Linked DNA regions of Homo sapiens: regions 1, 3 and 4 are each linked to region 2. The links are chromatin loops, found by intact Hi-C in ENCODE. Cell type or tissue: dorsolateral prefrontal cortex. All regions are shown on one strand. Links, peaks and the distances in the headings refer to the core of each region. The heading gives the core; the rest is flanking DNA. Region 1 overlaps FMNL2 (formin like 2). Region 2 overlaps CACNB4 (calcium voltage-gated channel auxiliary subunit beta 4). Region 3 overlaps FMNL2 (formin like 2). Region 4 overlaps ARL6IP6 (ARF like GTPase 6 interacting protein 6).

Region 1 (8,090 bases), core at 2,051-7,050, 600 kb before region 2:
ATTTAGCTCTGCTTCTGGGCTTCGCTACCTGTCACATCTCTTTAAAAGCTGGGAGCTGAGATTCAATTCATCCAGAAGTCCTTTCCTGATGATCGCTCCCTGTTTGAACTTTCTCTTAGTCTCTGTCCCACACACTGGTGGGCACCTACCATCCTGGCAGCTGTGCTCAGTGATTTTGTTTTCCTTTCAGAGACAGTCTGCCTACCTAGAGTTCCTCTGATAGCAGGATCTAAGATTCTTCTGCCTTCTGCCTATTGTTAGGGGAAAACCCTCATTTCTTTTCGGGGCCTCACCAGAGTGACACTCTTGGACTCTCCCATGCCTTGCTCCTTCCCAAGGAAGGCAGTGTGACTAGTCTGATGAATCTAGAAGAAAGTGAATAGGCTCACCTCAGCTCAGCCCTCTTGGGCACTCTTTCTTTTGAAGCCGGCCTCCCCGAAGAGACCTCTAGTTGTCAAGCTGTGAACTGATGGACAGGTCATCTACCTAATTTGCAGCTGAAGCAGAAGGTCACAGACACCACATCCTCCAGCCCAGCTGTTATCAGTAATAAAGTTTACATTTGGGTCTCCATTGCTTTTGTTTTCATTTTGGTCTATATGAGAGGGATGATGTCCTAAAACCCCAACCTCTGCCTACAAAGTCCCTAGGTGAGTGCCAGGCTAGGAGGCTATTCATCACGTATAGGGCAAGAAAAACATCCTGGCAGTCACATCACTGCCTGGCACATGCTTCACTGAATCAGCTGTGAAAAATCACAGGGAGGAACAGTGAGGTGGAAGGAGCACGCTGATGGACAGGCTGGGACCTCCAACACAGCCCAGACCACCAAGGGCAGCTTCTTTTTTCCTCTGCTCCACGCATATCCCTGCTGATGCCTCAGGCTTTGAGACAAACCCCAGCCACTTCCCAACCTGTCTTAGCCGATTTTAAAATATATTTTCTCTTTTGACCTTAGACTTACATGTTTTTATGTGAAAAAAATGGCACAGCACATGACAAGGGCCATCGCAGACTATCTCTACAGCACATAAACACAGCCAGCCAGTGGGCTTGGGCTACCAAGCACTGCAGACGGCAGCAGTTGGTGGCCCGCAGCCTTCTCATCACGAGCAAATCCTGAGTCTGGCACACGGAGTTTGTGCTGTGTTTCTGTTCACCCTGACTGCCACAGACGTTCCTTCTACCAGCAGCTTATAGCTCTACTGCTACATTAAGCCATGCTGAGGGAAGATGGGCTAAGAATATTTTGACTTTCTGAGTTTTAGTAAAAGGCCCAATAATGATTTTCCAGAGCCTTCAGCCCCTAGTGGTGTTAGGGAAGTGTCCCCCTATTTCCAACAGGACTTCTCAAAAGTGTGGAGAACCCTGCCACATCCCTCCTCCCCTCTGCAATAAACATTCCTCCTACCTCCACCAGTGTTATCAGTGCTACATGAAGATACGCCTGGAGGATATAGATTGAGGTGTTGCCAAGGTCAGCTAAAATCTTCTAACAGCCTTCTTGTAATTTCTCAAATGGACAAATCCTTCTGATACATGTCTCTTTGCGTCATAGGCTTTTTCAAGACCACAGCCCTGGATTATGTCCAAGAGGGCCTCCCATTTAAAGGAAGGGCCACTTACTGATCCACACAAAGAAACAGAGAGTGCCCATCCTTAAAAGCACCATCCTTTAGTCCATACTAGAGAAATGCTGGTCTAAGAGGTCCTAAGCCCTGTGCTATGACTTACACAAGCAGGCTCTCCTTAACTTCAGCTGTATCATGCACCTTCACCACAGCCCACAGCTCACTTCTACCCATTAAAGAATTCCACAAGAGGCCTGGATTTTCAAGTACTTCACCTTGCCTGCCTAGGTGAACAGTCAATGGGGCAGCAATGTCTTTGAGCATCTCCCTTGCCCCAAGGGGGCTGCCAAGAGCTTTGTTTTCTGGCTGAGGCAGAGGACTGGCTAGGTGGAGAAAGGGACCATAATGTCCCTCAGCCTCCACAGAGCTAGGGACTGCTATCTCGTGAATGCCACCCAGATCTGCTGTCCACAGGAACTGGGAGGCCTCTGCAGAGAGTTGGGACTCAGACACATCTCAAGGAGGGCAATTGCTTGAGAAATAAGGGCAAGGAGGGCCTTAACATATACCTTATATGCTTTCACAAACCGGACAAAGACAGGAAAGAAGACAGAGGGTGGTGTTGTCTTGGGGTTTTCTCCAAAATACTTCACAACATCATCAAAGGCATCCTGTGAAGAAGCAAATTTTTCTTGAGTTTCATTAGTTAGGCATTTGAACTGGATGCTCTAGGGGGAACGCTGATGCAAAGCAGCAGCCACAAGACAGAGGCTCCCATGGCCTTGCGTTGCTGCACCTCCCTTACCTCCCAAGATTGCCTAACGCCTCCGTGTTTCCTCCAAACGCCTCAGCAGAGGCAATCCGAGGAATGCAATAGTGGGGCACAGGAATTCATCTGCAGGACCTCCTGCCACTTCTACACACAGGCATACATGCATGCATGCACACGCACACACCCCACATACAAAACAAGGAAATCTTTCTTACAGGAGTTTCCAAAGGCCGTGGCAGAACCCCTTAAAACCAACAAGGTCAAAAGGGATCTTGGTCACTCTGACCCTAAATTCCACTTCCTTGCTTCAACACTCCCTATGACAGCCTCACACAGGGGACACTCAGTCTCTGCCTGAACTCTTCCATGATACAAGATTGCCCCAAACCAGAGGCCCTTCCACTGAATCTGCTTTCTGAGTCCCCATCCCCCAACTTTGCCTCTGCCTCTTCTGATAGCGTACTGTTCATTCTGTTTTGCAGGCCTGCCTATCTATCAGCAACCCCCAGTATAGTGTAAGATTTTCAAGGACAAGATCTACAGAAACCCACTACACAGGAAACACTGCTTTGCCGAGCACAGGCCTGACGCATGTGGGCTGAACTGAATACAGCACCCACACTGGAGTGAGTATTGAAGTGAAAGGGGAGGGGGAGGGGACAGGGTAAAGAGCCCCAGATTAGAAAAGGACAATGAGGACGGGGCCCTTCCAAGAATAACCCTGGGAATGGTCCCCCCGTAATAAATAATAGTTACAACAAGAAAGCTACCCTCCACAAACAGAGGGAAATGGAACATTTCTCCCCAAATACAGGGCCTGCACCACAGGCAGCTTTAATGGATGCAGCCTCTTCACAGGTTTCAGGGGCACCAATACTTGCCTGTGCGATCTTGGCATCATCCTGCAGCTTCTTCAGCTTCCCCTCATTGTTGAGGATGAACTCCTTCAGCAGCGTGTTATGGTCATGCATGGTGTACTCTCTCTTGGTCAAGTCCATTCCCCTCTGGAGCTCCTTGACATCCAGCAAAACATTCTCAAGGGAGACTAAAGCAGAGAAAGAACATCCCAGTGAAACTCAATGGGGAAGTCACAACCACAGCGAATCTGGCTGCTGGGCCAAGTTCTCAGGAGATTCTTAGGCTTACTCAAGGGCCCTAAACCTAGCTTCCAGCTTTTGGCACAGAGATCTTTTAATGCAAAGAAGCATTATAAGCACTACATTACATTCTTTGCATGCACTAGTTCATTTGCATCATTAGCTCATTTTGTCAATGAGCAAAAGCAGCATAAAGAGGTTCTGTGGCCTGCCCTTGGTCACACTGCTAGTAGGTGGCAGAGGAGTTCAGGTAACAAATGTGGACTCTAAATCCCACACTTGCACAAAACTATTCCATTTCTCTTACAAGAATAGCCTATGGGTGGGCCCGTAGGCTCAGAGGTCCTTATCTGCAGCAAGCCTAAGGTTTTGTGTGTTTTAGAGACAAGGTTTCACAATGTCATCCAGGCTGGAGTGCAGTGGTTCCATCATAGCTCACTGCACCTTCAAACTCCTGCCCCGACTTTCCAAAGTGTTGGGATTACAACTCTTTTTGCATTTCTCTGACTCTCCAGCAGGGGGCAGCCTTTTGTCGGTTGACCATAGGTTGTATTGATTACTAGGACCCAAAGCAGCCTTGCACAGCTAACAACCCCTCCCTATTCAGCAAGGTTTAGTGTGAACCTTTCTGTCTGCAGTGTGGCCCCTCCCGGGGCAGGCACTCCCCCACAGCCTCCTGAGCAGCTTCTTTAGGACGTTGAGTACCAGCTCTGGGCCCCCTTGCCTGACTCAACTCTGCACGTGGACAAATTATTGGTGCAAAAGTAACTGCAGTATTTGCTGAAATCTGCTGTTTGATATTGGAATACATTCTTAAATCAATGTGGTTATGTTATACATCATTTTAATGCACACTTCTCACTTTTTTTGCTAATGACGTATTAACTTGCTGTTTGTATTTATTTTAGACTACGGAAATGACGTTAGACAAAAAGCAAATTCAAGCAATTTTCTTATTTGAGTTCAAAACGGGTTGTAAAGCAGTGAAGACAACTCGCAACATCAACAATGCATTTGGCAATGCATTTGGTGGTTCAGGAAGTTTTGCAAAGGACACGAGAGCCTTGAAGATGAAGAGCTTAGTGGCCGGCCATCAGAAGTTGACAATGGCCAACTGAGAGCAATCATCGAAGCTGATCCTCTTGGAACCACACAAGAAGCTGCTGAAGAACTCAACATCAACCATTCTACAGTCTTTTAAAGCAAATTTGAAAGGTGAAAAAGCTTGGTAAGTGGGTGCCTTATAAGCTGAGAGAAAACTTTTTAAAAAATCGTTGCTTTCAAGTGTCATCTTCTCCTCTTCTACACAACGAACCATTTCTCAATCAGATTATGACATGCAACAAAAAATGGATTTTATATGAGAATCAGCAATGACCAGCTCAGTGGTTGGACCAAGAAGCAGCTCCAAAGCACTTCCCAAAGCCAAACTTGCATCAAAAAAAAAAGAAGTCATGGTCACCATTTGGTGGTCTGCTGCTGGTCTGATCCACTACAGCTTTCTGAATTCCAGCGAAACCATTACATCTGAGAAGTATGCTCAGCAAATCAATGAGATGCACCCCAAACAGCAACGCCTGTAGCTAGCATTGGTCAAGAGAAAGGGTCCAGTTCTCCACGACAACACCCAACTGCACATTGCACAACCAACGCTTGAAAAGTTGAACAAATTGGGCTATGAAGCTTTGCCTCATCCGCCATATTCACCTGACCTCTTGCCAACCGACTACCACTTTTTCAAGCATCTCGACAACTTTTTGCAGGGAAAATGCTTCCACAACCAGCAGGATGCGGAAAATGCTTTCCAAGAGTTGTTGAATCTAGAAGCACAGATTTTTTTCACTACAGGAATAAACAAACTTATTTCTCATTGGCAAAAATGTGTTGATCTTAATGGTTCCTGTTTTGATTACTAAAGATGTATTTTGTTTGTTTGTTTTTGAGACGGAGTCTCGCTCTTTTCACCCAGGCTGGAGTGAAGTGGTACAGTCTCAGCTCACTGCAACCTCTGCCTCCCGGGTTCAAGCAATTCTCCTGCCTCAGCCTCCCAAGTAGCTGGGAGTACAGGCATGTGCCACCATGCCCAGCTAATTTTTGTATTTTTAGTAGAGACAGGGTTTCGCTATGTTGGCCACGCTGGTCTCAAACTCCTGACCTCAAGTGATCCGCCCGCCTCAGCCTCCCAAAGTGCTAGGATTACATGAGCTACCGCACCCGGCCATAATAAAGATGTTTGAGCCTAGTTATAATGATTGATAATTCACGGTCCAAAATCACAGTTGCTTTTGCACCAACCTACTAAAACAGTGCAGTAGGTTTTTCCCTCAGTAGACTCACACTGTCTTATCATCCTTGATTCTCTAATACTTATGATAGTGCCAAGTACATGGAGGGCACTCAAAGGTGTTCACTGGATAAATGAAGGAGTGAGTGAACACATGAGTGAAGGAATACAGAATCTGTGTTGGGCAACCTGGGCACCAGAGAGCAAACAGAAAGAACAGTTCTGCCAGGGAGCAACCCAGTCTCCCATTTTCCCCACCGATGTTTTTCAAATGACACCATTTGGACCAAACAAAATGAATTAGTACCCATTGGTCAGGTAGAAATTATAATAGCTTTTTAACATTTTTCTTAATTAGAATTGTGAGGTGTAATTAATTTAGGCAAAGGGAAACTTAAAAGGAGGAAAATCATTTGGTCAGAACAGAAATTCTGCCTACTGTCTAAGTGAGCCCCGAACTTGCTCTAGGTCTATCCAGCCTGCGTCATATAGTTCTTCATAGTCAGAGAGTCATCTCCATCTGCCTCTCAGTCTCCACCACAGCTTCTGCAGCATTTGTCCCTGTAACAGTGCATCATCTCATTCATTCATTTGTTCACTTGTTCATTCATTTATTTCCAACATCCAATTTTCAGGGGCTGAGAGAAATAGAAAGATAAATAAAACCTGATATACCCTTAAGAAGTGCACAGATTGGCCAGGCATGGTAACTCACACCTGTACTCCCAGCACTTTAGGAGGCTGAGGCGAGAGGATCACTTGAGCCCAGGAATTCAAGACCAGCCTAGGCAACACAGGGAGACCCCATCTCTACAAAAATTTTAAAAATTAGCTGGGCATAGTGGTGTGTGCCTGTGGTCCCAGCTCCTCAGGAGGCTGAGGTGGGAGGATCGTTTCAGCCTGGGAGGTCAGGACTGCAGTGAGCTGTGATCATGTCACTGCACTGTAGCATGGGCCACAGAGCAAGACCCTGTCTAAAAAAAAAAAAAAAGAAGAGCACAGATTGCAATGGACATGCAAATTGTTGTAATACAGTATGAGAAATCTTGTACGAGAGGGTAGACCAGAGTGTTCTTTAGTGAGAACACAGAAGCAGCAGCCATTTACCATGGCTGAGTTAGAGAAGGCCTCACCCTCCAAAATTCCAGATGCCTGAGGTACCCCACAGGAATCTGAATTTATAATAAACACTGGCTGCTTATGGTTCGATATCACAATTTGAGAATCACAGCCTATAAATGACTGTAAGGTCAATCTGCATATCATTCCTTTTGCTAATCGAATATGCTTTTGAGGGAACATGGTACATTGGATAATACACTTCATGAGAAGTAAGACCAGGTTTCTAGTCCTGTTTCTATCACTTTCTACTCATGTGACTTTGGGCAAGACATTTAACCTCGAAAAATCTCAATTTTCTCACCTATAATAATGGAGATACTATTACCTTGTACATCCCAGCTATCTTAGAGTCACAGATGATTTAAATGACAAAATGTATAACTGTCTTAGCAAAGTAGCAACCAAGAAGTGCTAATAATTTAACTAGTGTCCAGGCAAAGGCAAAATGTTTACAACTGCCACACTTGAGCAAGTAGAATGGCACAAAATCAAATTAAAAGTGTTTGTTGGGTGATGATTCTCAGATTCTCATTCTCACATTTCATACAATAGCAGCAGAATAAAAAGGGCAGTGAATAAAAGAGGGAAGGGACATGACGCTCAGTGGCCTGTGTCTTACAGAAAGGACACAGAGATCACCTTTACACCCATGTGCTCTTCTGCTCTCAGGGGTGGACAACACCACGGCCGATGTGTTCCAGCTCAGTGTGTCTGACTTCTTAGCCTTGGCTTTTTAAATGGGTTCTGAAAAGTGTTTAAGCAGGGAATGGCTCCACCACAATTAAAGGCATTAAATACCCAAGACGAACGGTAATAGCTGAAATCAAGTACCTGCAGCAGCTTTTTCCACATAATGAAGCTCATTATAAAACAGGGACACTTGGTGATATTTTTCTTTCACCACATTGGATATATAGTGCAACAGTGTTTGCTTTCTGTCTGTTGACTTTGTATCTAAGAGCTGAAAACAAAAGGGAACGTGGGTTAGGTACAAGAGTAAAGGGTAACAAGACACTTACCCCTCAGGTGACGATTTCCCACCCAGAGTCATTAACTGAGTAACAGTCGCCCAACAGGCTGGAGCATTCCCAGAGGAGGGTCAGGATTCCATTTGTTCCTTAGTGAACCAGTCCATTGATGCTTAACTGGCTCAAGGACTTTCCAACCAGGGCACATGCTTAACTATAGGGATGACTCTAAGCACCTAAGAATGATTCGCAGCTTTCCTCTACAGTAGTTCCTAT
Region 2 (8,090 bases), core at 1,362-6,361:
TGCAATTTTGTTTATGTGGACATTTTCTCACTAGGAAATTGTCTTGAAAATACCAATTTGTTTCACAGAAAATATCAGCCAGGGGTTAATCACCATCATTTGGCACCGGCAGCATATGCATTTAGATGTGAACAAAGGACTACATTGTTAGATGAGTTGTAAAGGTTTTGCTAATCTTGAAAACTTCTTTTTAAATTTAATTAGCTGGCTGGAAACGGTGGCTCACGCCTGTAATCCTAGCACTTTGGGAGGCCGAGGCGAGTGTATCACCTGAGGTCAGGAGTTCAAACCAGCCTGGTCAACATGGTGAAACCTCGTCTCTACTAAAAATACAAAAATTAGCTGGGCATGGTGGTGTGCGCCTGTAATTCCAGTTACTCAGGAAGCTGAGGCAGTAGAATCACTTGAACCCAGGGGGCGGAGGTTGCAGTGAGCCGAGAATGTGCCACTGCACTCCAGCCTGGGTGACAGAGCAAGACTGTGTCTCAAAAAAATAAATGAATAAATAAAATAAAATAATACAAATAGATAAATAAAATTAATTAGCTGAAGAAAGTATCAGTGAAATGTGAGGGCATGAATAGACATGGCATTATATGCTTTGGTTCAATTATTATCTGAGCCAGATTTAATGATAGATATTTATAAATTTAAAGATTCTAGATGTCATTGAATTCTTTATAAAATGTAGGAGTTAAATACTGTGAGATAGGAGAATCATGAGCCTTCAGATTCAGCAGATGTATAAAATTCTACTTTTTAACTAGTATATGGGTTAGACCTCTTGGTATTTTTGATACTTAAAAAAACTCCCAGCTAATTTATTCAGAATAGCCCATAAATGAGACATTCCCATTTAGCCGCAATGAAAACTGGGGGCCATCACTTATCAGCCAGTACAATTTTTGTAGAAATAGAAGGTGGAATTAAAATTCTTATTCTTTTTGGATATAAAGTATACTCATTGCCTTAAGACCATTAAGTGACTTTAATCTTTGTCAACAAATTATGTCTTCGGTGTACACAAGAATCATATTGCCATAAACTTCTTCTTTTTTTCTGCATTCTCTATTTTAAATTCTTTTGAAAAATAGATGTTATTTTCCATATGGTCTGCTTCAGTGCTTACTTCATGCCTTCGACTATGTTTCTGAGGACTTACGTAGTTTTCCCTGAGCTTCGCTCTACTTTTCCAGGGTTGGAAGGAATACCTGCATTTCTGTGATCAGTGCTTGGTCCCACCCTACTCCCTTGCCTTGCCTGCCTGCCATGCACAGAGTGATCACTCATGTTTTATCAGATGTTTTCATTAAGACATAGAGCATATAACAAGGCTCTTATCCTCATAGAACAAATAATGTAGTTGGAAATGTAAGATAAAACCTATATGAAAACAAGAATATTCTAGGGCTCCATATGCTGCTTGGCAAGTGAACAGAGTAGGAGAAGTGTAGGCTTCCTCCAAAAGACTGGTCAGGGGAAGGTTTGGGTTCAGCATTGAGGGAATAGTAAGATTCTTTTTTTTTTTTTTGAGACAGAGTCTTGCTCTGTCGCCCAGGCTGGAGTGCAGTGTCGAGATCTCAGCTCACTGCAACCTCCGCCTCCCGGGTTCAAGCAGTTCTCTGCCTCAGCCTCCCGAGTAGCTAGGATTACAGGCACCCACCACCACACCTGGCTAATTTTTGTATTTTTAGTAGAGATGGGGTTTCACCATCTTGGCCAGTCTGGTCTTGAACTCCTGACCTCGTGATCCATCGGCCTCGGCCTCCCAGAGTGCTGGGATTACAGGTGTGAGCCACCGCGCTCGGCCCAATAATAAGATTCTTAAGTAGAGACCTCAGAAAACTATGTTTCTTGCTTTTTTTTAAATACAAGGAAATGTTTGCTTATACAGCTAAACCATTTTCTTTAAATGCTGTTTAATTATCCCTATATTAACTAAGCAAGCAATGACCTCAGTTCTGAATTACTGTATTATCTTTCCTCTATATCCGTCCAGAGCTCTAGCCAATGGGCCAGCAGGGAACATGAGGAAGTGTCACACCCTCTTGGGGTGGGGACATACAGGGCTGGGAAGAGAGGGGGAGATTTCCTGTCCAGAGTGTCCTGGGCTGGGAGGTGGAAGGCCTGAGGGAACTGTCCCTCTCCACCACTAACGTGTCCTAGCACCAGTCAGGGCCTCTGTCCCCATCTGTGTGGCCACAGCTGGTCACCCTCCTCCCAATCTCACATGCCATGAGTCTTTGAAAATGGCTGAGTTTGCAGCCTGTCCTGCTTTTATTGCCATGTCTTTTGTGGAAAGAGGAAAAGGAAGTCTCAGCCTCTGCTGTTAATGAGCTGTTATACGAGCCAGCAGGCTGCAGCAGAGTAGTGGGCCTTTCCTCTTCTGTGCCTCCAGCTGCTCACGCACACCTATCCTCTTCCATCTCCCAGCCAGACTCGGTGCTGAGGTAGAAGCCTGTGTCCCAGGTGCTCATCATCTCTGCTGAACACATTCATTATCTGCAATCAAGCTGCATTCCAGCTTCTTGCCAAACCCTTGTCTGTCAGTAGAAGCTGCATTGGGGATATACAGTCTGAATTTGGCTCATTAGGCCAAAGGCAAGCAGCAGAACTTGGAAAAGGCCGGGGAGGGCTGTTGCGTGGTTCTCAGCAACTTGTGCACACTCTGGTGTGAGAGTTACCAAACCCCAGAATTACAAGCTCACCAACCCCTTACTTTACAAGACTTTTTGTTCTGCATTCCCATTGCAGGCCAGCATCCTTGATGCTTTGAAGAATTTAGGAACTTTGCCATTGGCAGGATTTATGAAAGCTACCCCCACCTCCTGCCTCCAAATACAGCATGGTAGATCCCAGTAGGTTCCTGACATGCATTTCTTTGGGGGCCCTCTGATCCTCCCCAGTTTTCCTGGCCAGATGAATGCTGAAGATTCCCTGGGCCCTGCGTTTTGTCACGGCCTCCTTGGGGGTGGTTCCCTTCTGCATCCAGCTGTTGCAGCCTGGCTCTGTGTTCACTGCAGGCTGGGGCCCGGCCAGCTCCCTGCTGTAGCAGTTGGTGAGCAGCTCCAAGGATGAGGGGGGAGCAGCAGTGCTGCAGGCCTGCTGAGGTCTTGGCTCACGGTGGCTCCCCTGGCTGACTTTTGACCAAATGGGAGAAGAAAAATCTTCCCTCCTCCCTTTAGGTCTCAGAGGGAGGCCATGTCTCCCTAGAGCATTTCTTTCTCTCCCTCCCATCCTTAGGAAAAGAAGAGTGTCATCCTAAATGCTGTGCCTTCACCTGAGAGGGGATATGTGCTTTTGGTCTAAGCAAGAAGAATGAGAAAAATTTAGGCTCACTGGGAGTCAGAAGGTCACATTATTCAGTTGTTCATGGAATACTTCAAAATGTGTGAGCATTTATTTCTTGCCTCTCTTTTGGCTTTGAAATACCTTAAAACAAGTCAGATACGTAAGCATTTGCAGAAGCAGGGTGTAAGTAGATTTAAGAACGGCACGATTCCTCTGTAATGTCCACAGACATATTTCTTTAGCAAAGATTGACATTTGGGCCAAAGCAGGATTTATTTATTCTTGCAATCACTCAGTTTGTAAATTGACGGGATATAGATTGCCACAGAAGCACTTCCCTGATTCATATTCAAAGGAGAGTCTTGTTATATTATTAGGTATAGCAAGTGTGTTATTGTTAATATCCACCTTTGAGTACTTGTTCAAAGGAGATAAGCAGGATATTATATTATTTCTAACCAAACCAAGCTTCTCAGACATCACTCATTGAGAAGGTAACAAAACAGAAGCCCAGGGAAGAATACCCTACATAAGTGCTTGGGAACCTATGCCCCCGCAAGAATCAACTGGCCTGAGCCGCAAGTGTGGAAATGGTCTACATGCGCCATCTTGTGGCTAAGGCCATCAAGAACGTTTGGAGATAGAAACACCCAAATAAGAGTTCTGCTCAGGTTCACTGCCTTTTTGAAGCTGAAGTTCATGATAGCTGCTTTCTAGCATCTAGTGCACTTCCTGGGATTCTCAATTAATATTTGTCAGGTGAAACTCTTCGAAGGAATCTCATGTCATGGCAGAGTATACTTGTTCTATGTTACACTAGAAGGCATAGCCAAGACTGACATGTCCTCCAGCCATGGTCCAAGGCCGTTGTGTCCAAAATAAGACAGAATACTCTAAACATGGTCTGAGTAGCCTAAAGTAACCCAGAAATATTACTTCCAAGACTCTGGAAAGTCTGCTTCTAGAGGTCGACATCCTCACTGAAATCTGCCTTTCACCACACTTAACACTTTAAAAAAAATTAATGTGGTAAAAAACATGTAACATAAAATTTACTGGCCAGGCACAGTGGTTCATGCCTATAATTCCAGCACTTTGGAAGTCTAGGAGAGCAGATCACCTAAGGTCAGGAGTTCGAGACCAGCCTGGCCAACATGGTGAAATCCTGTCTCTACTTAAAGTACAAAAATTAGCCAGGCATGGTGGCGCGCGCCTGTAATCCCAGCTACTTGGGAGGCGGAGGCAAGAGCATTGCTTGAACCTGGAAAGCAGAGGTTGCAGTGAGCCAAGATTCTGCCACTGCCCTCCTGCCTGGGAGACAGAGCAAGACTCTCAAAACAAAACAAAACATAAAATTTAGCATTTTAACCATTTTTAAGTGTACAGTACAGCAGTGTTAACTATATGCAGTCCATTATGCAACAGATCCCTAGAACTTTTTCATCTTGCAAAACTGAAATTCTATATCCATTGAACAACAACTACCTGTTACCACCTCCTCCCGGTGCTTGGCAACCACATTATATTTTCTACTTCTAAGAGTTTTACTGCTTTGGATACCCCATATAAGTGGAATCATGCAGTATCTTTTTTGTGACTGGCTTATTTCACTTAACGTCTTCAAGTTTCATCCACGTTACATATGGCAGGATTTCCTCCTTTTTTAAGGCTGAATAATATTGTCTGCATACGCCACATTTTGTTTATCCATTCATGCATAGATGGACATTTAGGTTGCTTCCACATCTTGGCTATTGTGAATAATGCTGCGGTGAACACAGTGTGCACATTTAACAGTTTTATTCTCAATGATATGATGGAGTTTAAAAATCTTATGGAGAATTTAATTTATTCTTGAAGTTTTAAACTCAAATGCTTGAGGGGTAAAAGCTTGAGAAGTGTCTGTTGGTTAATCTGAGCTATTCTTGCGGTTTGTCTAACAAGGACAATCTTAATCCATATCAGGTGCATCTTAATACATACATACATATATATATATATATAGAGAGAGAGAGAGAGAGAGAGGGAGAGGGAGGGAGAGAGAGAGAGAGAAAGAGAGAGAGAGAGGGAGAGAGAGAGAGAGAGAAAGAGAGAGAGAGACGGAGTTTCGCTCTGTTGCCCAGGCTGGAGTGCAATGGCACGATCTCAGCTCACCGCAACCTCCGCCTCCCGGGTTCAAGCGATTCTCCTGCCTCAGTCTCCTGAGTAGTTGGGATTACAGGCATGTGCCACCATGTCTGGCTAATTTTGTATTTTTAGTAGAGATGGGGTTTCTCCATGTTGGCCAAGTTGGTCTTGAACTCCCGACCTCAGGTGTACTGCCTGCCTTGGCCTCCCAAAGTGCTGGGATTACAGGCATGAGCCACTGCTCCCGGCCTGCGAATATATTTTTTAAAGTTGCCTTGAATCATTTTTGGAGCAAGACAGTGAATAAATATACAAAAGAAAATCATCCGTTTAAGAAAGTGCTTGCTTTCTGTGAAGCATCTGGCTATTGCTTGTAACATGGTGGAGTTGATGTCAGACATTATGTCTCTCACTGAACGTCACTTTCCTTCTCCTGCCCGGAGGTTTGGGATTTTGAAGGGCATTGGATTATAAAGTGCACTTGCCAATTTGTGATTAGGTCTGGAAATGGGGAATTTGTTCATTTAACAGCAGGTGCCACTTGATCAACCACTGCCAATACTTTTGCCGCGGACTTCCCAGGACTCCAGCTGCACTCACGATTCCTTTGGTCAACTGTTCTGCCTCAAGCCTGCTGTAGATGCCACTGAGAATAGAAAGTTGAAACCAGTTGATCCCAGTGAAGCAGCACCACACAGTACTTATTAGAGACTAAGAAGCCAGGGAACACTTTTCCTCATAATTTTTTTTCCTTACCCCAGGGGTTAGTGTGTTTAAAAGAGCACTGTGGGGGTGCTGTTGTAGAAAGCAGCAACTCTGTATCGGATGCCATCCCCTGGTGTTTTAAAGGCAGGATTACAAACATCTAGAGAGGAAAACAAAAAACAAAAACAAAACCCACATTCTCTAATTCATATACAGATCGTTAAGTGAGAATGGAATTTATGCGATGCTTTTCATGATGGGGGATTTTCTGCAAGGGAAGCCGCTTGCCCATTTTGTGGTAACGGCTTGAAATAAAGGAGAGGCCGGAGCAGGCAGCAAGGTTAGCTTGCTCTTGCAGGATAAGCGTTGTCCTTGCTCTCAGTTCCCCTGCTGTGTGGCCTGGTCCCTTCCTTGTTATCACCCTTCACCAGAGCCCTGTGTGAGGGCCCTAATGGAGACTTCAAGAGCTTTTAGTTCACTAGGTACTGCCACCTGCATCCACTCTCTGCTTTTCCTTCCCCTGCAGGTCTCATGTGTCCAGCATAGAAGTATTTTTAAGACCTACTTTGCAAGACGTGACTTCTGTTGGGATTTTAATTTGAAATGAAATTTAAATGTACCAACCCTGGGCATTCCGATCATTTAATAGACCTGTTGGGAGACAAGTAATGAGGAGAAAGCCACTCCGAGTCCATCTTGCTCTTAAGCCTGACAGGTTTTATTTGGAAGTGCTGCCTGTTAGTGAGGGAGAAATGCTCATTTCTTTTTTTTCCTGTGTAAGGAACTGTTGAACTTAATTTTCCCCCCCAGGTGTTAGGAGACAGGAATTAAAAATAGTATGTGACCCAGACACACCAAGCAATACAAAGTTCTTGCTTCTATTATGTTGCTAACTACCTGCATCTTGTTAATAAGGAAGGGAAATGTCTGTTACCTACAAACTGAAGGAGTGAATGATTTGATTGAGGGAAATCTGAAATACCACGAGAATTAGAGAAGTCCTCACAAAAGGGCAAAAGCTTACATTTTTCATTTTTCTCTTTATTTCATGTGACTTTGGCCTTAAAGTCCTCCTTCCCACTTTCTCACACCCCCACTAGCTGAATGTTGTGTCAGATTATTTAGAACTTTCTAAATAGGGGAGAAAATTTTTTTTCCCCAAGTTTGGCTCCTACGTCCTTTGAGACTATACCGTCTGTGCAGGAGAATTTATAAAAAGATGGGAGGTTTGGGTGCCGGTTTCCTTTTTGGAAATGGTATTTACCCAGATCACAGTGAATCTGCCTCTCGCCTTAAATGGCAGAGGATGATAGGGTAGGATCTTCACGTGCTAGAAAGGCAGCTGGAAGCCATGTGGAGACCTCAGGAGACCTGAACTACAAGGGTATCTAAGCAACTGTGGCTGCTGGAGTTGAAGGAGGGAGTCTGAAGTTGCTCTTCTAGGATGCTGGTCGCATCCCCTCAGTCCCCTCCCTGTTGTTTTCAGTCACTTCAGAGAGGTGGTGGCAGCCCGTCTACACCACCAAGCGGGGATTTAATGGAAGCATTTCATTTGCTTCAGCAAGTCAAAAGCTGCCCTTTTGTAAAAACGTGTAAGCATGCCTCTTCATCCTCATTCCCCCACCCCGCTTCTCCTCATTCATTATTTAACCAGCCGCCTGGGTCTTCTTTCTGCTCTCAAGCATGCCAGTCCCTTCCCCACCTGGGGACCTTGGCCCTGTCTGTTCCTCTTGTTTGGCATGCTGTTCTCCAGGGCCTTGCCTGGCTGCCACTGCCTCACTTAGGCCTGAAGCAGAACCTCTGCAGGGGAACCTGTCTACACCAAACTAGTTCATTTTTCTACCTTTTTATTTATTTATTTTTTTTTTAAGAGACAGGGTCTTGCTCTATTGCCCGGGCTGGAGTGCAGTGGCATAATCATAGCTCACTGCAGCCTTGAACTCCAGGGCTTAATCAATTCTCTTGCC
Region 3 (8,090 bases), core at 1,182-6,181, 590 kb before region 2:
TCAACTTTATAACAGATATGCATCTCTAGAAAAAAAACAGTGTATATATAGGATTCAGTACTATCTGAGGTTTCAGGCATCCACTGGGGGTCTTGGATCACAGCCCCCATGGATAAGGGGGACACTGATTACATGAACTCTCCCAGCCCTGCATCTGCTATCCCACCTTCCTTGCCTTAAAAGCAGGACGGCTCTAATTTTAGTGCTCTTCAAAGTAAAAAGCCAGAGGAGAAATGGGGATGTACAGCCAGCAGGTGCATGCAGGTGCCTCCTACACAGCAGGGCTCCTATGCTCCAGTTTTTACATTTAGCTTAGGCCCTCCCTTATTTCCTAGCCTGTGAAGACCTGAAACAGACATGCTTAACTGATCATGATCTGCTGGAGGCCAGAACTGTGACTGACTAGACACTCCATATTAAATAACTAGCTCCCTGGTCGGGGGACTCAACCCACTGCCCAGCCTTCTCATGTGACAATCACGTTAGGCCTGCACAGTCTGGAGGGAGTCCACGGAGGATTTTCTCTAGTCTTATTCACATTAGTTAGGTGACTCTGAAAATTAGAGCACCCTGCATGCAACAACAACAACAAAAATTTAAGAAAATATAGAAAAGTACTTACAAAAAGCAGTTTGAAAAAATTTCCTGATTCCATCCAACCTCTGCTAATATTTTAACCTATTTCCATTCAGTCTTTCTCCCCACATAGTTTACTTAGCTGAGATTCAACTGTACATGCAAAGCATACCCTGCTTTCTTTTCTAAACACAAATCTTTCTTGGGACACTCTTCATCAGTATGCTAACGGTGGAAGAATAATAGTTCACTGTATTAACTAGTGTTACAGCACATTTAATCATTCCCACAGTTAGACCTTTAGATTGTTAATTTGCAATTATAAATAAAATACAGGATTCAAAATTCAGACACTTGAGAAAAAATTCCTAGAAATGGAAATACTGAGTCAAAGGGTATGAGTAATTATAGGTTCTATGTGCTCTCTGTCAAATGGTGTTCCAGAAAATTAGTACCAGTTGATCCTCCCATAGCAGAAAATATTCATCAAAACATCCTCCACCACCCTAACTTCATCTCTGCCAGCCATCTGTCCTTCAAACAGCTCTCAAATTTCTTTTAGTCCACTCACCAGATCTAAACTCTGAAGTTTAAATCCATAAACTGCTCCTCTTTTACTGCTATTCATGTAGTTTCCAAGGGCTAAGATGATCTGCAAAAGAAGGTGAAAACAGAAGCCCATCAGTACAGCACATCAGGCACTGAACGCAGCTGAAGTAGTCCTTCATACCTACAAGAAAAACTGCACTTGCCTCCAGAATTTTCTTGAGTTTTTGGGACGACTTTATAGAGACAGATGCTGCTATAATCGCATGTAGTTGCTAGATTCCAATCAAAGAAAGAAAAAGGGGAAAAAAGACATGTTAAAAATGGGAAACTAATTGGCAAGTAAATATTAAGACAGAAGAAAACAGGCCTGCATTTAGAGCATACAGGCTTCATGGTGAGAGTCTACTTTTTCTAAGTATAACAAATTTAATTGTCTTGCTAGGTCTCAGGTAATATTGTTACATGCACGATCTTTACTGAAACTGTTCACAATAGCAAGTAACATAGGAACTTGCTTATCACAAAATCTGTAACCAATCTACAACCACTAAGACTCAGAGTTAAGAGTCCACAGCTGCTTCTGGTAGAACTCAATTTCCTGCCTACCACCTCTAATCATGTCATACAATTAATATTTTTAAATCAATGAAGGAGGCATCAAAAATGAAAAAAAAGGGAGGGGAATATAACACCCTCCAGAAGTTCTCAGAACATGTTTTCAACAGACATACTACTATAAGCAGAAACCAACAAATTTATCTAGAAACAGAATTGGGAAAGAACTGACTACTATAATCAGTAACAAAGTCTATTTAGAAACAGAATTGGGAGAGAACTGAAGTTTATGATATTCATAAATCTCCACCAGATTAACACAAGGGAATGAGAGATGGTTGGCTATTATGTCTATATCACCACAGTTTATTATAACAAACTTCCAAGAAAGAAAACTCTTATGGTAAATATAAAGCTTTCAGCAAAAGCTTGTAAGTCTGCTCACTAAAGATGAGGCAACATTTTTAGAAATGAAAGTCTTATTTTCAGTCTTGCCAACACTGCCAGAAGACTAGTATCTTCAGAGAGGAACCAAGTTTGAGAAAAGAACCAAGTTTCTTTGTCCCCTGTCCTTTTGAAATCTAGAGAACATCTGTAGACACAAAAAATGGCATTCTTTCGGAAGAATGGCAATATGGAATATGAACATTCCCCATTTTTCAAATTTACTTTGCATACATAATGTGGAAAAGATGGTTGAAATAAAAATGCAATTTAGAAAGTTCTGGGAAGGAGTCTTTAGAACCCATCACACTGAGTACGATTCTGGGAGAGACTTTAAAAAATAACGATTCCACATTTCTTTGGACCCCCTCCCCTGCCAGAGTCAGTCCACTCACAGGAGTCAGCATCTGAATGCTTTCAGCAAAGTTCCCAATGAAGGCCATGATGGTCATCTTCTGCATGAGCCTCTCGATTTTACTAAACTGCATCATGAACCGATCTTCATCTGACAAGTTTTCCAGAGGCTTCCTTTCCCGCTCGTAGAGCCGAAGCACTTTCACTTCATTCTCAGTTGGTAGGAACCGCATCAAGCATTCCACAAAGTCCACAGGCAGTGTCTTCAAGTCAAATCTAAAGACAGATGTGGAGAGATTAGCATTAGAGAGAAAAACCTCCTACCCCCTTTTCAAGTTCATCCATCTTTTCAGGTTCATCCATCCATCATCCATCTGGTACAGCTCATCAAACACCAAATCAACGAGTCTAAGATTTCTCCAGCTGTCCTGTGAAGTCCCACCCTGGTGCTGGTTCTTGACTATGCCTCAGGTAACTTAACTGGTTCTTCCTGAAAACGTGGACCTTGTCACAACTGCCATCCTCAGTTTTTAGGGTACTGGCATAGCTCTAAGCCTCTGGAATCAGGAGTAAATGAAAATAGGAAGAGGTAGAACCAAGGCCAAAGCATCTGATGGTTTCATGGTTCAAGCACATAGTTGACAGGCATTGTGAAGTACAGCTAATTCAGGAGATTAACACTGTACACATTAGTACAGAATATCTGGTGAATTATGTAAAATATTTCAATTAAACCAATAGTCTGGTAGTATTTTTTCTTCTTTGGAAAAAAATGCATCCAAATGCCTGTATTATTGAATGTTTTAGGTTAAGTGCATACATTCCTTGAAGTTCTTTTTGGATATATGCTTAATTTGAACAAATGAAGTATTTGTTACAGTCTCTATTCTCTATTATTCTCTGGACAATCTTTGTTCAGCTAAATAATAGAATTACATTTAATCATCATGACAAACAAGATATATAAAGATTTAAAGCCAGGCTGCACTTCAGGATTCAATGACAGAAATCAGAACAGACTGTAGGAGGCACTGGACTACCAGATTATGACCCTGGTTGAGGACACAAAATTGGAACAAAGGATTTCTTAGGGTCATTTACACCTCGAAGCCTCTAACCAAAATGTATAAGATAATCAATTTATAAATAATTAGTTCCTAAAACATTTAATAATGTCTTCATCACATTTGAAAGTCACCATGGCCACAAGAAGAATAGAAGGATTCTTCTAATAGAGGAGTAAAACCAATGCCTTCTATGCAGTTCAAGAGTAAAAAATGAACTTTGTTTAAAATGTCCTGAAAGTACTGAAAGCAAAACAATTCACATTCCTGTTGTTACGAATTAAAATATGCATCTGTATCATATTTGCATCTGGCATTGAACTGTATCATTCCACAAATGCCATCAAATTTGTATTCAACAAATCTGGATAAAATCCAGATACTCCAGAGAAAACTGACATTTTCTACCTTTTCTTAACATCTGCCACGCTCAGCTCAACTTTCCTTTTATGTAAGCATTGCTGGAGGCCCGCATAAGAGAGTAGACCCAGATAATAAATGATGTCACAATCCAGATGTTATTCTTCTAAAACAATTAGTTACTGGTTCTAATACAACACTCCCCAGGGTGATTTCTGGTCTACCTCTTTCGTGTTGGCATCATATTCAACTTTGAAGTAGCACACACAGAGTTCAGATCTCTCAAGTGTGGATATCAAAAATTGCTCCAGCTTTTATCTTAGGTCTTGTCTCACTATTGAAATATTTGTCATCTACTAATTCATAACTTTCTCATTTTCATTTTATCATAAACTAACTAGAATATAATTTTCCTGAACTTACACATGAATAGCTTTACATATTTCATCAGCAGTCTTTCCAGCTTTCCTTAAAGTTATGGCAAGATTTTTGGCCCTGTTTGCTTCTAGTAATGTCACTTTGTTTGATCCCTTCTGTGGTATCTTCTGTTTGCTTGAAGAAAGATCAATGGCAGGTCCTTGGGCTTTTGTCTTGAATATTTCCTCAAATTCATCCACATTTAAATCCTAAGATAGAGAGGAATGACCATGGAAAATTGGATTATATTTAAAAATGAAGTCCGGAAGCCACCAGTTAGTTTCTTAAGCAAAAACGTCACTTTTTCTATTAAGTACTTGTCTTTGGCCATGGCTTCCTCTATTTTTCTTGTTTTTGTTATAGTACAACTTCTGGCACATACACAAAAGTGAACATAGGTCGGATGTGGTGGCTTATGCCTGTAATCCCAGCACTTTGGGAGGCCAAGGCGGGTGGATCACTTAAGGTCAGGAGTTTGAGACCAGCCTGGCCAACATGATGAAATGCGCTCTCTACTAAAAACACAAAGAATAGCCAGACATGGTAGTGTGTGCCTGTAATCTCAGCTACTTGGGAGGCTAAGCCAGAGAATTGCTTGAACCTAGGAGGAAGAGGTTGCAGTGAGCCGAGGTTGCGCCACTGCATTCCAGCCTGGGCGACAGAGTGAGACTCCGTCTCAAAAAATAATAATAATAATAATTTAAAAATAAAATAAAATAAAAAAATAAGTGAACATTAGACTACCGATTCTAACCCACTAATTCAATTACTTTTCAATAATTAGCTTGCACAGACAGCTGCCACAGATTAAAATTATCCATCAGATAAGGCAGTGAGTGTGATAATTGAGCTCACTTGCAGTCCAAAAGTTTTTATGTCTTTCTCTCAATTAAGGGAAGGAATTATTATGTCAGATCTATATTCTGTGGCATACACTAAAGATGCTCAAAAGCATTTATTCCAATTTAACATAACTCTTTGAACAGTTTTAGAGCCACCTTACAAAACAGTGTCAAATGTTATTCTCCAATATTACATACATGTTTCTTCTTTACATCAGGGGACTTAAAACACTAGTACTTTATCTCTGACACTTCCAGGTTAACAGAACACCCATGCCGGCTTTGCTGCACAGAGTGCACCTCTAGTTTCTAACCAATGAGAAAAATACCTCCAGAATTCGCTCATCATCAATTTCATTGAAGACTGTGCCATTGATCTGATTGGGCTTCAGAGCAACCCAGTTAAACACTGGCATTCTGAACTTCGTCTTGATTGGCTTCTTAATTTTCACAGCTAAAGACATCAAAGAGAATGGAATTAAGATCCCACCAAAAGCCTACGACCCTCAGGAACAATCAGACAACAGTCCTTGCAGATGACACTTTGACACTGGAGGAAGGTTGGCAAGAGGCGCGCAAGTAGGTTTTTAAAGCTGGAAAACAACACACATGGCCTTGGCCAGAGCCATTTGAGGTCATCATTTGGTTGACTAACACATCATTGTATTAAAAGACGTCTTAAGGGCCAAGGGTTGATTTTTTTTTTTCTTTTAACTCAGGCAACTAATTTGCTGCATTACAGTTACAATATTAGGACAATGGTTGGGACAAATAAAAAGTGTTGGAGAGCAAAGATTATTACTCATGTTACTAGATAGCAGAGAGGGCAAAAACTTGCCATATTTGGACATCCTAAATTCTTGGTTGCAGACCACATGTTTACAAACAAACCTTAGAAGATGATCAGGGACTGCAGACAGTGGCTGACTAGACTACCAGAAGTACAACGTCATGAAGGCTGACTTCCTGTGGGTGATTCCGATAATGAAGATATATTGGCTGCTGGGTTATTTCAAGCAGACTAAGGGATATGAATGGCCTAAATGAGAAAATAGGTTTTGAGGTCTTGCTCTGTCACCCGGGCTGCAGTGCAGTGCCGCAATCATGGCTCGCTGCAGCCTTGACCTCCCAGGCTCGGGCAATCCTCCCACCTCAGCCTCCAAGTAGCTGGAACCACAGCTGTGTGCCACCATGCCTGGCTAATTTTTATATTTATTGTAGAGACAGAGTTTCACATGTTGCCCAGGCTGGTCTCAAACTCCTGAACTCAAGCGAGCTTCCCCACTCGGCCTCCCAGAGTGCTGGGATTACAGGCGTGAGCCATCTTGCCCAGCCTAAGAAAATGTTTAAGACAACAGAGTGAAAAAAGGGGTACATACAGACCAAGACTCTGTCTTAAAAATAAATAAATAAAAGGGGCGGGGGGGAAGGAAAAGAAATTGCTGGGCGTGGTGGCTCAAAGTCCTAGCACTTTGGGAGGCCAAGGCAGGTGGATCACCTGAGGTCAGAAGTTCAAGACCAGCCTGGCCAACATGGTGAAACCCTGTCTCTACTAAAAATACACAAATTAGCCAGTTGTGGTGGTGTGCACCTATAATCCTAGCTACTCGGAAGGCTGAGGCAGGAGAATCGCTTGAACCCGGGAGGCAGAGGTTGCAGTGCACCGAGATCACGCCATAGCACTCTAGCCTGGGTAACAAGAGCGAAACTCCATCTCAAAAAAGAGGAAGGAAGGGAGGAAGGGAGGAAACTCCTCTTTTTTGAGATGGGAAGGAAGGGAAGGGAAGGGAGGGGAGGGGAGGCGAAGGGAATTGAGTGGAGGGGAGGGGAGGGGAGGGGAGGGGAGGGAAGGGAAGGAATTGTATGGATTCTCAGACTCAGAAATAGCCACAGTCCCTTGCCCTTCATTTTGAAAAGCAAGTTCTTCCCAGGAGTCAGCTGTGTTTGACTAGGAGGTATCTACACACTCATTAAAAATACTGAAAACCTCTTAATAGAGAGAATGGGATGTATCTTTAAGGGACTATGGGGAGTGCCAACTCCTCTCACTGTGCGGGAATATGCCAAAAAAGGTAATCCATTTAAAATTATATTTATCTATTATATATCATAAAGAAGTCTTCCCAAACCATTTAGCCATACACATTCAGCTTCGTCAGTCTGTTCTGGGTAGCCTACCACACTACTTGGGAGCTTCACTATTTGTCATTATTAGCAAGACAGGGAGGAGAACTTCAGCGCTTCAGTGCAGAACAAAATAAAAGCAACACACGACTAAGCTTGTAGCTGGCTGCCTGCCTGCCTGCCTCAGTTGGCGTTAACTGAGACAGACAGTGCCTCTCATTCCTCCAGAGTTACAAAGGCCATTTAAACAGCAGGAATGTCATCTGATAAATCCACACAAAAGCATGCAGAAAAACAGACACAGCTTTAGCCAAACCAGGCCTCTCCACCACCAAACATGACACCTTTGTCCCCACTACGCCACAGTGTCAGATTCCTCACCGTACAGCATTTTGTCTACGCTACCCAGGAAAACAGATGTTCTCGATGGGACAAAGGAACAGACTTTCCTCTAGCACTTGCCCTAGCATTGCCTCTGGCACTTCGGCAATGTTAGGGATCTGGGGAGCAGCAGAAGGGCCGCAGAGGAGTCTTTTCATAACCTGAGGTGACAGGTTGGTGCCAATGGCGTCCTACCTTCCTCCCACAGACATGGTAGGCTCATGACGCTCGCTAGAAGTTTGCCATTTGCAACCACCCTTCTAACTATTTAGCAAGGTCAGGAATAAGCCTGAGATCAGAACACAGGCAAGAAAGTTCTCCTCCTTGGAAAGGTTTTCCTGGCTTTAACCAGGGTGGGAGTGGGAAGAGGAGGAAAGCACATAGGTGACCACTGGACACACTGTGTCCCCATGGCTCGGGCTAA
Region 4 (8,090 bases), core at 1,997-6,996, 690 kb before region 2:
TCTGCCACCCAGGCAACCTCCACCTCCCAGGTTCAAGCAATTCTCTGGCACAGCCTCCCAAGTAGCTGGGATTACAGGCGCCTGCCACCACACCCAGCTAATTCTTGTATTTTTAGTAGACACAGGGTTTCACCATCTTGACTAGGCTGGTCTTGAACTCCTGACTTCATGTTCCACCCGCCTCAGCCTCCCAAAGTTCTGGGATTACAGGCGTGAGCAACTGTGCCCAGCCAAAGTGATGTATATTAATTTTTTTTTTTTTTTTTGAGAAGGAATCTTGCTGTGTTGCCAGGCTGAGTGCAGTGGCGCAATCTCGGCTCACTGCAACCTCCGCCTCCCAGGTTCAAGCAGTTCTCCTGCCTCAGCCTCCAGAGTAGCTGGACTACAGGTGTGCACCACCACATTCAGCTAATTTCTGTACTTTTAGTAGAGACGAGGTTTCACCATGTTGGCCAGGCTGGTCTTGATCTCTTGACCTCATGATCCGCCTGCCTGGGGCTCTCAAAGTTCTGGGATTTCAGTCAGACGCCACCACGTCTGGCCAATGAAATGATGTATACTAATCTTTTCCATCAATTGAAACCTCTTAAGACTGTTTTCATCCAAAGCAAAAACAGGGATGGGTAGGAATTTCCTATCCCAATCCCTTTGCTGGAATATTATAGACACCTATCTAAGGGTATATTTGTTTTGGCTTATTTTTCAAAATAAGCCATTCTGGTGTCAGGGAGCAGTTACTCTTCTAAAAATATGCTGGCAACTTTATTTCTATAAAACCTTCCAGCAAAAGAGGCTGTTATATGCTCTAAATATTTTCATTTTGTTTAACAGTTTTAGCTTACGGGGATGAGGCAACTTTCAAGAAGTTTTATGAAGTCAGACACAGAGGCACCAATTTACACATATTATATATAATCAGAATACACCAGAAAAAAACAAAACTCTCATGGTTCCTATACTAGGGAAAGGTTTCCTATTAAATAAGTGTTAGGCAATCAATTGCACACACTTCATAAAACTTCATAAGTAAACAATGGGATTAAACGTGACTGTATACTAGTAATTTCCAAGTCCTGGGTAAGAGATTCTGACATTTGAAATGTTTAAATAAACTGGTATACTTATATTATGAAATACAATGCAGTCATGAAAAAATGAGGTAGACCTATGTATACTAATACAGAATATACTCCAAAAGGCACTTTAACAAGGCTGCAAAATATACATGATTCCAATTATATTTTTCCTATAACAGTGAAAAAAACATGTATTTTAAATGACTATACATATGTAAACAAAGAGAAAAAGATGTAAAAAGACACACAGGTAGATCGGTGAAAGCCTTTGCTTTAATTGTTGGAATCTTTCCTGGTGAGATTAAATTACTTACGTAACTAATGCATTTTATGATACTAACAATGAAAATACAATACAATCATACACTGATGACAGGGATATGTTCTGAGAAATGCATCATTAGGTGATTTCGTTGTTGTTTGTACATCACAAGAGCGTACTTACAAAAACCTAGGTATATAGCCTACTACACACCTATGAGCTATACAGTTATATCCTATTATTCCAATGCTACAGACCTGTGCGGCATGTTACTATACCAAATACTGCACGCGACTGTAATACAACAATAAGTACTTGTGTATCTGAACATACTTAAATATAGAAAAGGTACAGTAAAAATACAGTGTAAAAGATAAAATATGGTACACCTGTATAGGGTACTTACAATGAATGGAGCTTACAGGACAAAGAGTTGCTCTGGGTCAATCAGTGAGCGAGTGACTGATGAGTGAAGGTGAAGGCCAAGGACACTACTGTCCACTACAATAGACTATTATAAACACTGTACACTTAGGTTACGCTAAATTAAAAAATTTTTCTCTTCATTAATAAATTAACCTTAGCTTACTGTAACTTTCTTACTTTATAAATTTTAAAATTTAACTTTACCCTTTTCTACTAACAGTTTAAAACAAAAGGACACTGTACAGCTGTGCAAAAATGTTTTTTCTTTATACCATTACTCTATAAGCTTCTATTTCTAATTTTTTAGTTTTTAAACTTCTTTGTTGAAATCTAAGACACACACACATTAGCCTAGGCCTACATAGGGTCAAGGTAATATCACTGTTTTTCACTGTCACATCTTTTTCCACTGAAAGGTCTTCAAGGGCAACAACATGCATGAAACTGTCATCTCCTATGACAACAATGCCTTCTTCTGGGATACCTCCTGAAGGACCTGCCTGAGGCTGTTTTACAGTCAACTTTTTTTAAGCAGAAGTAATATAATCTAAAACAATAAGAAGCATAGTAAATACATAAACCAGTAACATAATTGTTTATCAAGAATTATGTTATGTACTGCACGTAATTGTGCTGTATTTTTTTTTATGACTGGAAGGTTATATAAAACTAGATTGGTAATAGGTTGGTTTATACCAGCATCAACACCAACATGTGAGCAATATATTGTACTACCAAGTTAGGACAGTTGCAATGCCACTAAATAGGAATTTTTCAGCTCCACTGTAATCTTATGGGACCACCATCATACAGGCATATATGCAGACCACTGTTGACCAAAATGGTATGTGGTGTATGGCTGTACTTAGCTAACTTTAAAAGTTGTAAAAACTATTACCAGCTGGCTACTAATAAAACTTAGATGTATCATATGCATGAAACTAACCATCAATTTTTAAATGTTTATGTAAGCAAATGTTCTCAACTTTATTAGATTCTATAGTTTTCTAACTTGAGAGGATGACCATTATTTTAAATAATTTGGTATCCTCTCTAAATCACATTCTATAGATAGCTCAAGTCTTTAAATCCCTAGAGCAAAGTGTCTCTTTACACGTCAAAGCCAAGTGCAGGAGCAGAGGAAAGTGCTCTCTCCTCTCCTGCCAATGCAACATGAGCATAGTGGGTGCAGAGTGCATGGTAGCTATAGCAGTTACACTGGTTAAGGCCTTCACCCAATCGCCCGACCACCTGCAACCCAGACTGTAGCATTTCTACATCTTTCTGTTGAAACAGATGAGGAAGGTGATCCTCTGACAGATTAAGTGACTGAAATTTCAAAAATAAATAACACCTGTAGTTCCCAACATTGGTAAATCATTAGATTCACATGGGAAAATTAAAAAAAAAACCCAACACTTTTATTACAGATCATTTCAAACACAGGAAAAAGTTGAGAGAAGTATATAAAACTCATATACCCATCATCCAGCTTTAAACAATTAATTCATGGGCAATCCTGTTAAATTTATATTCTCCTCTGAAGCTTGTAATCTTCAGTATAACAGGGAAAACAGTCATCAATATTTTTATCATATAAGTCCAAAGAGGCTTTTTTATTTCCTTTATTTTCATGACACTTGAAGAATAATTTAGAGAGCAAAAAGACAGCAGGAAAAAAACTTTGTTAAAAATTTTCATAAGAAATAAATACAGCAAATCCGAATTTCAATTCCCAGTTTCCCTAAAGTCATGTACACCAAAAATGGGCACGACCTGAGTGCAAATAATTGCTTACTAACTTCATGTATGAATCTACAACATATCCATCTTGTAAATACCACTTCCAGATTTCAGATACATCTCAAATTGGTTACAGCTTGTCATTATTCCTGCTTTTTTTTTTTGCACTTGCGTCATTAAAACACAATGTTTGAAGGAATTTTTAAGCCTTTCATGGCTTATTTTGACGAAAAGAGGACAACAATCTTCTTTGCTCCATAATTTGTAACATATTTTCATTTTTAGATTACAAACAATTCAAATGGTCAACCCAATAATTCTTTTTTGCATTTTTTTTTCCAAATCACCTTTGTATACACATCTGCCCTTAGCATCTGTCCACTTACAAACAGTATCAAATAAATTAGGATGCAGACCTCATAAAAGATGAAAAAAATACTTAAAGTCTTAGGAAAGTCTTACTGGAATCCTAATTCCATCATAATTATTTTATTCTTTCGACCATAGTTGAGAATTGATGAGTAATACTAAAATAATGAAATAGGAGAATGTTTTGAGAAAGAACAATATGTGACCACTAAAATCCCAAAACGTATTTCAAAATTAAAAAATGTCCAATAGACCAATGTGGTAATTTCAAGATCAAATAAACTTTATGAGAAATATAGCTCAGTTTTCTTTATTCTTTTGAAGATCCCTAAGAAAGAATAAGTCATGAAATTTCAATCCTTACAAACAGAACTGCTCGAAATAATTCAGAAATGAAAAATGGTCCAATGAGCCCTGATTGTACAGTGTACACTGACACATACAGCCAATTAAGTTACTTCGATTCAGTAGATAATTATAGGGTCTAAGATTCCGTAAAAGCAAAAAAAGAAAATCTCCAGGGTCTTCGTTTTTTTGCTTTTTTTTTTATGTCAGGTTTGGGAACTACTAGGCCAGTGGTGTTCAAAGTATATATAGCCCCCTAACTAGCAGCATGCAGAGCATCAACTCAAAACTTGTCAAAAATGAAAATTCTTGGGCTCCATCTCACACTACTGAGTCAGATATTCTGCACCATGTGAAGAGCAGCAAAATTTATCTTTCAGGTGATTCTGATGCCAGCTAACTTTTGACTTCATTAGCCTAAGAAACGTCCCTCCCAACCACCAAAGTTGGACTACAGAGTACCACACAATGTCAACTCAATTTATTGAGATTTAGGGGTCCTAATGTCTGGTTCTTATTACTGCTTTTATGTGTTAAGAAGAGTCCTGTAATAATTTCATGACTAATAATTTAGCTGCACATGGCTAATTCTTGCTGATAACCCATTCTTTTTCTGCCTTGCTATACTACCTAGACTATCTATGGTATAAAAATTATAATACATACTTTCTTGAGTTTTGGTTTAGAAGAAAATAACATTGATGGATACAGTGTAGTTGAGAATACTAGAGGAAATAACACACAAATTAATGGCTTTTGGCATATTGTAAAAGTGCAATAAATGGTGTTATTGTTAATTACTGAAACATTATTCTCTAAACTTAAATTTGTGCTTTCCCTTAAAGTTTTTCTTATTGCAAGTTACACTTATACATTGTAGAAAATAAAAATAATAAATACAACCAATCAATTCGGAAACCCAGATAAACTAACATTTTGATTATATCCTTCCAGTCCTTTTTGGCTTTCTCTCTTTTTTTTTTTTTTTTTTGGCCTTAGTCATCATTTCTTGAATAATACAAATAGGTAAGACAATTTTACAAAAATTGTGCTATAGAATAGGATATTTGTGACTTTTTAGATGAAATATTAGAGCTACCCCACCCAGCCACAGATAGCACTGTAACACTTTCTTAATAGAGTATAGGTTCAAATTATAAAGTCCACACACTGGCTAAAAAGTTCAAGTTCAGAGTTTCAATCAATTTTCATTGTAAGGATGAAACTGAGTTTTACTCAACTTGTGTCTTTTTAAGAGAATGGGCCACCTCCCACACATCCTTTCTCTTGGACTTTTTTTAACACTTCTAATGTTCTGTATCACGAAATCATGATGGCCAAAACAAAATCTACAGGTGCTTTTAAAAAAGCAAGTCCCCAAGTGATTGTTACCCATACCAAAATGAGAATTGCTGCTATAATCTGTTCTTACTGACTGCCATGCCAATCTTGGACTAGGATTAAATTGCAATTAAATTCTGCAGTGTACAAAATTTTTGTCAGTCTGTCTAGAAAAAGAAAGAGAACTCTTTCATGGTAGAGCAGTTACTGTGCTCACGTTGCTTTTTCTAAAAACCAACCTACTTTCAAACAAAGAATGAGGAAATTTGCAGTAAATTTTAAATATGAGTCACGGAAATATTAAGATAATAGCATGTGTGGGCAATAATAAGTATGCCAAGAAATAAAGAGTAATATACAAAACAATCAAACATTATTACATTTGGCTACGAGGTTCCTAATAAACAGGGCAAAATAAATAGTGAAATATAATAAAATCGTTATCATCTGATAAAAGGCTGCATGGTACTTTTCCCAAACGTAATGGATGACTTCAACACATTTTCTTATTAAATATTTCAAATTGTTTCTTCATGTGAAAACTGTCTTATTAATTGTAAAAAGGATGTAACTTCATAGGCATCTCCTCAGGGGTAAACTAATGAGGCAATTTTTCTTGATATCTAAGTTAATCAACTCAGCGTTGATTTAGATGGAAGTCAAGTTTGAGAGAACCATCCTACCTTTTCAGCTATCAATTATCTCAAGAGGAGTTTTAACCAGAGGACAGGAGTCAATTCAAAACATTCTGTAAATAGGCTAACTTGTATTTTTCTTGAAAACAGTAGAGAATTGCAGCTTAGAAAAAAAGGCAGGTGTTGCCACAATTACCTCAATCTTTTGTTTTGTTTTGAGTTGGAGTCTTGCTCTGTTGCTGAGGATGGAATGCAGTGGCGCAATCTTGGCTCACTGCAACCTCCACCTCCCCGGTTCAAGTGATTCTCCTGCCTCAGCCTCCCGAGTAGGTGGGATTACAGGCCTGTGCCACCATGCCCAGCTAATTTTGTTTTTGTATTTTTAGTAAAGGCGGGGTTTCACCATGTTGTTCAGGCTGGTCTCGAACTCCTGACCTCAAGTGATCCACCCGCCTCGGCCTCCCAAAGTGTTGGGATTATACGTGTGAGCCACCGCGCGTGGCCGATCACCTCAATCTTATTAAGAGCTTAATCATCTTGGCCCTGTTTCACTGAAACAGATTTTTAAGAATCCTCTTCTGGTAGAGACAACTATTCTCTATCCATATGTTATAATACATACATCTGCTATAACTATTCTTTAAAATTAACCCCCAGGAAACTGATTGAATTAGCCCATTAAATGATATTAACTATTTTTATTCTCCATCTGACCACTGGAGCTCATCTGACCATTGGTTCAAAATAATGAGCTTTGTTTTGGCATAGCTGTTGGGTTTTTTTCACCATAAAGATACAACACTTTCTGCTCATTCCTGACTCTTGACAATAAATTCATGCCATTAGCAAAATCTTAATGATTTTCCTATTTGCTGTAAAAATATTAAGTATCTATCATGCATACCTAAAAGCAACATGGGATTATTTAACCCTAAGTGGAAAAGGAAGCAGGACCATGTCAAAAGACCTATCACATTCCTTTTGATATTGAGCAAGCCATTCCTTCAGATAACAACTGCCCGTCATTCTACTCCTAAATGAGAAATCAGGACAACTTTTAAACAGCAAAAGGTTTAGAATTCATGCCTAATTCATAAGATTCTGTTTCCACTGCATCAAGAGGTGACAGATCAATAAAAGCTCTGAGAAGCCTAATAATCTTGGCTTATTTCTAGAGATAAAACAATGTAAAAACATACACTGATAAAATGAGTAACTAAAAAGTATGTTTTCTCATGCAAGATGTTGACAAGAACAGACAAAAGTTTCCATGCAATATCTAAGAAACCAACTTCTTTGCAATTTGAAGATAAAGGGTTCATGTTTCCCCTTCTGCTGAAATAAGGTACACTATACTTAGTGTCACCATAAGGGTGATTAGCCATAAAGTGGTAGATTAGAGAGTTTAGGAAAGAATGGGAGAGGGGAGGACATGTGTCATAGTGTCTCAACCACCTATCTACAGTGATCAAATCAAATGATTTAATTTAAAGTGATCACATCAAATGACTTGATTCATGTGATCGAATGTAGAGTGATTAAGTTTGATCTCCCCTCCCCAATTTAGAGTGATCAAAGCAAATAGGAGTAAAATATGCTGGACAGGTAAAGTTTTCAACTCTTCAGAATCATTTTGGTGGAGAGAAATATAGAATAACCTTTTTCACTGGAAACCTGTGAACTACAGCATTCTACAGACACTGCAGAAACTGAGGTCTGACTCTCCTAGTCATTTACCTGTGCAAGGATGGTCAATGCTTTAAAAAAAAAAAAAGCTGCACATAAAGATATTTGAACTTAAATTCCTCCTGAAGCCTACATAAGACATTATTTACCTTTGCTAGGATAGTGAGGAAGTTCTTTTGTTTTTAAATTCCTGAGAAGAGCTGTGGG

Evidence for each region. A loop is a pair of places that touch in the nucleus more often than their neighbours do. Peaks named below come from ENCODE experiments on the same cell type or tissue, not always from the same donor. Only the 100,000 strongest peaks of a DNase experiment are listed, where the experiment ranks them.
Region 1: it touches region 2 in a loop (3-fold over the local background); 79 of 110 quality-filtered maps call a loop at or near these places.
Region 3: a loop joins it to region 2, with 4 times the contacts of the local background. A loop is called at or near these places in 78 of 110 quality-filtered maps.
Region 4: a loop joins it to region 2, with 3.0 times the contacts of the local background. A loop is called at or near these places in 7 of 110 quality-filtered maps.

The regions. Positions count from the first base shown.
Region 1 is chr2:152,631,725-152,639,814 of GRCh38, reverse strand. FMNL2 (formin like 2) reads right to left here. Exons shown (of 26, transcript NM_052905.4): 21 at 7,678-7,807; 22 at 3,225-3,388; 23 at 2,141-2,242. Among named protein-coding and RNA genes, the nearest start is that of PRPF40A, 82 kb to the left of the region's middle. In dorsolateral prefrontal cortex, for the core only: CTCF peaks have their summits at 3,749 and 3,949 (motif pointing right); a DNase peak (open chromatin) is centred at 3,954; H3K27ac peaks cover 2,798 bases.
Region 2 is chr2:152,032,857-152,040,946 of GRCh38, reverse strand. The region is part of intron 2 of CACNB4 (calcium voltage-gated channel auxiliary subunit beta 4); the gene reads left to right. Among named protein-coding and RNA genes, the nearest start is that of CACNB4, 62 kb to the left of the region's middle. RefSeq lists an enhancer at 6,042-6,617. In dorsolateral prefrontal cortex, for the core only: CTCF peaks have their summits at 3,680 and 3,890 (motif pointing left); DNase peaks (open chromatin) are centred at 3,026 and 3,876; H3K27ac peaks cover 2,129 bases.
Region 3 is chr2:152,622,963-152,631,052 of GRCh38, reverse strand. FMNL2 (formin like 2) reads right to left here. Exons shown (of 26, transcript NM_052905.4): 16 at 5,491-5,615; 17 at 4,326-4,528; 18 at 2,520-2,754; 19 at 1,329-1,397; 20 at 1,148-1,228. Among named protein-coding and RNA genes, the nearest start is that of PRPF40A, 90 kb to the left of the region's middle. In dorsolateral prefrontal cortex, for the core only: a CTCF peak has its summit at 3,517; no DNase peak of the experiment used is centred there; H3K27ac peaks cover 4,688 bases.
Region 4 is chr2:152,721,232-152,729,321 of GRCh38, reverse strand. The region is part of intron 2 of ARL6IP6 (ARF like GTPase 6 interacting protein 6); the gene reads right to left. Among named protein-coding and RNA genes, the nearest start is that of ARL6IP6, 6.7 kb to the right of the region's middle. In dorsolateral prefrontal cortex, for the core only: no CTCF peak of the experiment used is centred there; no DNase peak of the experiment used is centred there.